2 separate regions of the Homo sapiens genome follow, and region 1 is linked to region 2. Evidence: chromatin contacts called from ENCODE Hi-C data. All regions are on one chromosome and are shown on one strand. The core of a region is the stretch at or near the end of the contact, and the rest is flanking DNA. Distances in the headings are between cores, read along the strand shown. Region 1 has its middle 34 kb from the start of UCP1. Region 2 holds the start of MGAT4D (MGAT4 family member D).

Region 1 (4,307 bases), core at 391-2,890, 110 kb before region 2:
AGAGCTGTGCCTATTTTCACTGCATGGCAAAAAGAAGCTACATCTTCTCTGGATGAATATAATATTATCCAGATCCTATATAATTTTTCATATATATGTATGACATTTAATTTTAAAAGTATCAAGTATACTATGGGACAGGACTAGAGAAAAAAACAGAAATAAAATCAAACCCACAGATGATCCAGATATTGGCATTATCAGATACACACAGGCTTTTAAAAGATTGTATTTAATTTGTTTAAGAATATAAATTAGATGGAGAATTTCATGAGAAGAATGGAATAAAAATTGAATGCAAATTTCATAACAGATAAAAATAATAACTGAAGTTAAAAACTCAATGGATGAGCTGTGTAGAAAACTAGACATAGCTAAAAATGTCCAGCCCTTTCAGGACCCATATATGCTATCCACCAGGTCTGTATATATTCACCCACTAGGGGCCTGGGAACTGGGGAACTACCTATCGCATTCCAACTCTGCTGGCACCTGACCACTTCCTCCAGGGCCTGAGGTCAGGCCAACCCACCCACCCAACACCACCACAATGAACGCCCACTTACACGGGCCTAAAGGGGGGGGTCCCAGCTTTGCAAGAAGCAGCAATACTGCCACATCAGAGAACAGGCGAGCCTTAAAGCTATCTGTATCAGTTTGAGTGACGGGGTTATGTCTGAAACCATGTCCTTGGAGAGTCACAAAACAGACATTTCCCATGGCTCTCAACCACACTGTGGTCTGGAGATAGACTACAATGTGCATTTAAACTAGGAGTCAGGAGAAGAGCTTCGGAAGACGGCAGATAGGAGGCAGGGTTAACGTGCATCTCCCACTTGGATGGACAGAACAGTGTGTGGAGATTCACACTGTGAACTTTTGTTCCAAGAACCACACACAAATGTACCAGGAAAACTGAAAGAATTGAGAGATCTTTGAAAGAAATGGCACACTGCTGCAAACTCAGAAAGACAGGTCAATATGGTTGGCTGTGTCCCCACCCAAACCCCATCTTGAGACGTAGTTCCCATAATCCCCACATGTAATGGGAGGGAACTGGTGGGAGGTAATGTAATCATGGCGGCAGTTACCCTCATGTTGTTCTCATGATAGTGAGTTCTCATGCGATCTGATGGTTTCATAAGGGGCTTGTCCCCCTTTTTGCTGGACACTTCTTTCTGATCCCACAATGTGAAGAAAGACCTATTTGCTTCCCCTCTACCATGATTATAAGTTTCTTGAGGCCTCCCCAGCCATGGTGAACCGTGAGTTAATTAAACCTCTTCCTTTATAAATTACCCAGTCTCGGGTATGTCTTTATTAGCAGCTTGAGAACAGACTAATACACAGGTGAAAAGCTGTGAATTCCCAAAGTGTGAGCGGGGGAAACCTGCCTCTGAACACACATCCCCACTGGGGAATCTGAAAACCCAGATCACCAGAGAAGGACTTAACCTTACCTACAGCTTGAATGGATTTAGAGAGCCACACGAAATATAAAAGTAGAAACAGCAGTGGGAAGAGACTTGCAGCCACTCCCAGTCTCCAGCTCAAGCTAGGGGAAACCAACCCTGATTCACAGGGGTCCTTAGGGAAGGCAGCCAGCAGAATTAGGGAGGGGTCACAGGGTGAAAGAAGCTTCCAAGTGAATTTTGTGATAATCTCTATTGGGCATGGACTTCCTTGAATAGAATCCAGGATGGAGACTAGTGGGGGAGTGAACAGGAACTGCTGCAGATACAAGTGCAGAAGCTGCCACCATTGTGAGCAGATGGGGAGGGGCAAGGCCTGAAAGCCCTGCTTGCTTTCTCAGCAGGGAATCTTATGGCCTGGGGCAAGTCTGAGTTCTCTGTGCAGGCTGCCCGGATATAAACTCAGTGCCATTAGCGGGGCACCGTGGGAGTGAGATTGGCCTCACCAACTGCATAGGAGCTGGGTAAGGCCTTTTGCTACCAGCTATCCCCTACTTCCCTGGTGAACAATACTGCTAAGTAGAGGCAGCCATACTTTCCCCTAGAACATAACTCCATTGGCTTCAGAACCACCCCTCCTTCCCCCACAGTGGCCATGGCAAGCCCTGTCCAAAAAGAGTGAGCTCAGGCCTGCCTAGCCCTCCCCCAACCTGATGGTATTTCTCTACGCACTCTGGTAGCCAAACACAAAAGACATAAACCCTAGGGAGCTTTGTGCCCCCCTTCCACCATTGCGTGAGAAACCAGAACACTTCCCCTAGCCAATGTAGGGCAAGCTTATATCCCACTGCTAATACTGTAGCTGGTGCTCTCTTCCAAGTGCTACCTCCTGCCTGGAGGCCAACCAACTCAGCTGATTACAGAAACTCATGACAATAACACTGCTCCCAAGAAGAAGAAATCAACAGCTAATTCCACTGCCTACAACATGTGGGCTAACCAGAGGTCCTGAGTCCATCTGAGTGGCAACTTCACTGCTAGCATAACCAGCATTTGAGAAAGCACACTAAACATATCTACAACCAAAGATCCTCACAAAGTCTATGTTTCTCCCCTGCCACCTCCACCAGAGCAGGTGCTGGTATCCATGGCTGGGAGACCTGAAGCCTGGTCACATCACTGGACTCTTTGTAGGCATTCCCTAGCACCAGCCCAGTGCCTGTTAGCTCTGCTGGGTGGCTGGACACAGAAGAACAGTAACAATTGCTGCAGTCCAGCTCTCAGGAAGCCGCATCCCTAGGGGTAGGGGGAGAGCACCATATCAAGGGATCACCCTGTAAGACAAAAGAATCTGAAAAGCAGATATTTTGGCTGGTGGGTAGTTTCTCACAGCAAAGACCCAATTGTAGTGCTGGGTGCAGTAGGGAAAGTCTTGTAGGATACGATGAATTTCTGTGAGTTTCTCTTCAAAAGTTTAGCCTGCTAACTTCCTTGCCCTTTGTTCTCAAATCTAACTTTCTTGTTCTACATGCCACCTTGCTCCTAGTTACTGTAAACAGCCTACCCCCTTTCCGTCAGCTCTAATCAATAGCTCACATCTTTTCTCTTAGTTACCTGCACCCATTGTTCCCCCAAAACTGTACATCTCACATGCTTCACCACTGTACCTCATGTCCCCCTTCCCTTCCATATTTAGAAAAATATTTACAAGTAGCTAATCAGGTCAGTTTAGATTGTGTGGTCCAATCCCAGCCCATGGGGAAGAGACACAGAGGTAGGAATTGCATTAACTATAAAAACCCCCTGCTTTCCTTTGTTCCCTGTGCTCTTGCGACCCTGATTGACACGAGTAGCACCCGTCTGCAGAAGTAAATTGCTTTGCTGAGAAAACTTTTGCCTGAGTGCTGGTTTCACTTTGTGGTACCAAGCATTTATTTCTAGAGCATTTTTATCTCCAACAATCTGGGAGCTCATCCGGGATTCCCATTCTCCTCTGGGGGCTTGTGCAGGTTTCCCATTCTCCTCTGAGGAAGGGCCTCTAGTCCTCTCCTGTGAGGAGATGTGCCCTGCTGCCTAGTTGTGGTGGCCTCAGGGGTAAAGGAATGAGACCCACACAGTGAGACAAATAAACCCAAACTCTCAGCAATGCAAGGAATAAAAAAGCTGGCAACTTGAAGAAATGAGGCTCACATACCGTGGCAACCAGGTAACTCTGTGCACAGACTAAAGTAAGAAAAGTCACAGGGGCAACAGAGTATTTCCTTGGTGGTCAGAATTCTGGAGGTTGAAAGTGTGTATGAATGATCACAAGCGCTACTATTTGTGGTGCTGTTTGTGTGAGTGGTACTAAGCACTACTGCTGTGCAGAGTGAGTGAGTCCAATCTGCAGTTCTGTGGTCACCTTATACAGCTTAGGGCAGCCCTTTGGGGGTCCCATCAGGGGTTTATACTGACCCACCATCAATGCTAAGAAGGACCTGAAACATTCCCGCCAAGGAAGCAGCCAGAGTGGATGAAGTGAAAGTAAAGTGCAAAGACCCTCCAGCAGGTAAGGCTAAAGGATAGGCATGAAATCCTTAATATGAAGGATTGAGCCTTAACAAGTCCCCCAAGGAATAATAGGCAAGAAATTTCTAATATGAAAAATTGAGCCTCAATAAGCCTGCAGAAAAGGATAGGCAAGAAATTTCTAATACGAGGGACTGAGCCTAACTAGGACCCAACATAAGACATACCCCAAGCAAGACAAGGAATAAAAAAGATAAAGATGATACTAAAAATACCTCCTCCAATAGTCCCCTAAGTTTCATGTGAAAATGTTAGAAAGATAATGAAAAGTTAGAAAAGCCATTTCCCATGCCTAAATACTCTAGCACATAGGATCCCCTAGACCGT
Region 2 (4,278 bases), core at 358-2,857:
GTGTATGTGTGTGTGTGTTTTAGCTCATCAGCTATCATTAGTGTTAGTGTATTTTATTTGTGGCCCAAGACAATTTTCCTTCCAATGTGGCCCAGGGAAGCCAAAAGATTGGACATCCCTGCCCTACATACTAAATAAATTCAGAGAAGGGGAAATCAGAGTGGTCTGCTGTAGCCAGGTTTTGATTCATGAAACAGATGAAACATGAGACCTGACGATGTGGAAAAAATTTCAATGGTCAGAGAGGACACTGGACATTGTGGGCAGGGGGCAGACATAAAGAGAAAAGGCACAGAAGGAGAGAAGTGAACATGACATGTTCAGAGTAGGATTGAAAAAAGAGTCTGGCAGGTGCCAGAGGCATGTAAGGGCGCCCTGGGAGATGAGAAAGCAGTGAGTGGCCTTCGATTGAGTGGGTCCATTTTCATTCAGGAGTGGAGCTACGTAAACAACAGTGACAGCTGACTGTGGTGAACTAGGAAGAGTATCTGGTATTGAAGTGTGGATTGCAGAGGGTAGATCCTGCAGACAGTGAGACCAGTTTGAATGTCACTGTGATCATCTGAGTATTGGGGATAGTAGCTAGCAACAGAAACACAATCCTTTAGGTAACTAAAGATTTTATAAATAATGAGATATAATGAACCAGAGTCCAAATGATTGTAAGAAGAACTATGATGCCACTGATAAAATCAAGGGACTCTGGGAAAACAGCTATTAATAGCTTGGTGAGGAAGTTTGGACATCTTGAATCTGATGTGGGACATTCAAGCTGAAGGGCTGGGTAGGCAACTGAAAATGCAAAAACTGGACCTCAAGTAAGAAGGCAGTGAAATGCTGAGTATGGAGATCTCTCTTTATGCTGAATAGCTTCCTTCTCCCACCCTAATCTTCCCTACGTTTTCTCCAACCTGCTCCACAGCCTAGAAGCCAGGTTTGGACCATCCAGTACATCAAGCTGAACTTTCTTGTCTTCTGGTTTTCAGTAGAGCTCAGCCAAAGGCAAGCACCGGCAACAGACTGAAGGGGTGAAGGAGAACATAGTTGAGGTGTCTCTCCTGGCTCCTTGTTTTGAGATCTGGCTGGGTCCCGGCTCAATGGAAAGTCACAGCTCCTAGCCATTAGCACATGAGAACACGCAGGCTATAGTGGCATCCTCAGGCTGGGGTATGTTCAAATCTTTCTTCCCCTTCAAGGGGACAGAAGCCAGCCCTTCCAACGTGCAGGGCTGATTTGAAGTAGAATGTTCAGATATTATAACAGACTGCCAGTGAGTCCTCAATGAGAGGAGAGCTTAGAGGGGAGAGATCAAGGAGTCCATAGAGAGTCTCATCCTACTGATGCTCTAGTGTTTCTCAGCTTGGGTAAAGCTTTGATAAGCCACTCGAGGAAAGTCACCTAACAGTTATTGCGCACCCACCACGTGCCAGGCAATGGGGCGCTTTCCCTAGTTTATCGTTTTTAACGACCAGTAGCCCTGGCCAGCGGTTTATAGCACGCGCTGAACCCTAGAGCAGGAAGCAAAAGGTGCAGAAGTTCTGTGGCAAGGCGGCTTCCCAGGGCGGGTGTGCTGGGGACCCACGCGGCACCGCGGGGAGGGGGCTCTGCGCGCTCAACCCCGTCCCTGGCATTATCCGCCGCCTCCACCCGCCGGCCTCCCGCAGCCTGGCCAGGGCCATGAGGACCAAGCAGGTGAACTTGCTGATCACCCTGGTCGCCGTCGCGTTGTTCAGCTTCTCTTGCTTCTCCATCTACAGGATAACTCAAACCAGTAAGCGGCGGGCCCTCCTCCCGCCTCCTTTCCCGCCGCGGGGGCTTCGGGGCTGCAGGAATGCAGGCGGGGCAGGGTCGGCGGGTGCGGAGGCGATGCGGGAAGCTGGCGGCGGCCGCCCGCGCTGGCACTGGGAGGCCCGCGTCGGTGCCTTCCCGAGGCCGCGCCTACCCCGGTCAGCGGCGGCTGGGCTGTAACCCGCGCCCCGACCTCCTCCTCCAGGGCCGCGTCCGGCCTGCACGCGCGCTAACGCATCTGGCCCAGGGTACCCGCCGCTCCCTTTTCCTCAAAGGTTCAAGGACCCCGTCTGTGCACTGCTTTTCCCCTCTCCTGTTCTTCCTTCTCGAAACTATGGCTGTCTGACCCCAAGAACTGCTCTTACACAGCCAGCATCTGTCCGCATCTTTCCTCCTTCGTGGTCTGGGTTACATCACCAGGCCCCGCTTCATGCCTCCCTCCTCCCTGGAGTGTTTTTTGCGTACCTGAAAAGAGGTGGTAGAAAGGAGAGGGACGTCCCTGACCACCTACAGCGCCGGCCCAGCGCCTGGACTTCTCCGATGGACCGCAGGCCTGTGTTCCGCTCCCACACACACTCAAGATGCAATTTCTCCTGGCCCATAGAAGTGCCAATTTAGGAAACAAAGGTACAGGTTGCCCAGTTTAATTTCAATTTCAGATAAACAATTATATATTAGTATAAAAAATTGCATGGGACATAATTATTCTAAAATATTTACGTCTTTTTTATTTTAATTTCAAATTTAACCAGGTATCCTATATTTGATCTTTTAACCCTAGTTGTCCGCGGTGTAAAATTTTAGCATTCAAGTAGTTAAATTTTTCAGTTTAAGACTTAGGAACCCTGTAAATTATGAACCCAGCCTTCCACGATTGCTCTTACGTTGTTTTCAGTTAAATTTTCGTTTATTTACACATGTATGACTTAAGTGCACACAAGGTAATCTTGGTAGGAGTGCTGAGGTTGAAGTTTGGGAGTGGCTTCATGTTTTAGCCCTCCAGTTAATACTAGATTTTATCATCATATACACAAAATATTCTATATCCTGCTTGTTTCAAAGATTAGGAATGCATATTAATTTATCTGCATTATAATATTTCTACTAATCTTTATAGTCATTTGACATAGTTTCCCTCCTCTTCATTTTCTATAAAGAACATCATCCAAATGTCTATTTTAGCACAATGAACAATAAGCACACTTATAACAAAAAATAAATGATTTCTTTTAATTAGAAAGCAAAATGTAAAGTTTTATAGTAATTTTTTTTTTAAGACAGAGTTTTCACTCTTGTTGCCCAGGCTGGAGTGTAGTGGCCACTGCACTGCAACCTGTGCCTCCCAGGTTCAAGCAATTCTCATGCCTCAGTCTCCTGAGTAGCTGGGATTACAGGCATGTGCCACCATGCCCGGATAATTTTTGTATTTTTAGTAGAGATAGGGTTTCACCATGTTGGGCAGGCTGGTCACAAACTCCTGCCCTCAGGTGATCCACCCACCTAGGCCTCCCAAAGTGCTGGGATTACAGGCATGAGCCACCACACCCAGCCTAGTAATTTTGGAAGGTAATTTAGAATGTTAACCTCAGAAGTTTTAATACCATTAATGATTTTATAATGAAACTGTAGACTTTGAGATCCTTACAATCATTTTGGTGTGTTTTCTGGTTATGACAGGGAAAAAGAAGTTCGATTCCTCAAAGCATTTATGTCATCATCATTCATATGTTCAAGTTCAGAAGCAAGATACTGTTCTTGAGAATGAAACACTCTTAAAATAACAGACAAATCAGATTTTTTCATTTTTTAGGTATGCCTTTCTGTGGAACTTAGCTCTAAAATAATTAGGATATCAATCCTATAATGAGCTGTTCTCACATCAACAAAAGAAAACACATACTTCACTTAGTTTCTGAAGTAATGATTTTTATAAAGCACCAGAGATAGTCCCAATGTCTTAAAAATTTAATCTATAGTTGTCATTCCTATCAGTGAAAATTTGGGAACGTTTATTAGAAAGATGGCCACCACCTAGTGCTTTATTTTTTCTCCCTCTTTAAAATTAACTAAATTTTGCCAGGCGCAGTGGGGTGGCTCACACCTGTAATCCCAACACTTTGGGAGACTGAGGCAGGTGGATCACAAGGTCAGGAGTTTGAGACCAGCCAGGCCAACATGGTGAAACCTAGTCTCTACTAAAAATACAAAAATTAGCTGGGCATGGTGGTGTGCCTGTAATCCCAGCTACTCAGGAGGCTGAGGCAGGAGGATTGCTTGAACCCAGGAGACAGAGGTTGCAGTGAGCCGAGATCACGCCACTGCCCTTCAGCCTGGGTGACAGAGCAAGACTCCATCTTGGAAAAAATAAAAACTAAAAAATAAATTAAATTAAATTAACAAAATTTTATGGATAGATAACCTTTTTGTTCATTTTTATGAGCTCATAGTATTAACAGTTCATAATTTGATGAACAAATATGCAAGCTCTGT

Evidence for each region. A loop is a pair of places that touch in the nucleus more often than their neighbours do.
Region 1: a loop to region 2 is called in a map with no recorded cell type, with 2.1 times the contacts of the local background. The contact joins the enhancer-like site here to the promoter of MGAT4D in region 2. A Hi-C loop is called at or near these places in 1 of 37 single-sample maps with no recorded cell type.

What each region holds. Positions count from the first base shown.
Region 1 is chr4:140,600,873-140,605,179 of GRCh38, reverse strand. No RefSeq gene overlaps it. Among named protein-coding and RNA genes, the nearest start is that of UCP1, 34 kb to the right of the region's middle. Within about 2 kb of position 1,640, at least 2 of the 41 ENCODE cell types and tissues checked have a DNase peak (open chromatin) inside an H3K27ac peak, as active enhancers do.
Region 2 is chr4:140,495,622-140,499,899 of GRCh38, reverse strand. MGAT4D (MGAT4 family member D) reads left to right here and starts at 1,607. Exons shown (of 11, transcript NM_001277353.2): 1 at 1,607-1,771. The coding sequence starts at 1,678. RefSeq lists enhancers at 1,086-1,585, 1,586-2,087.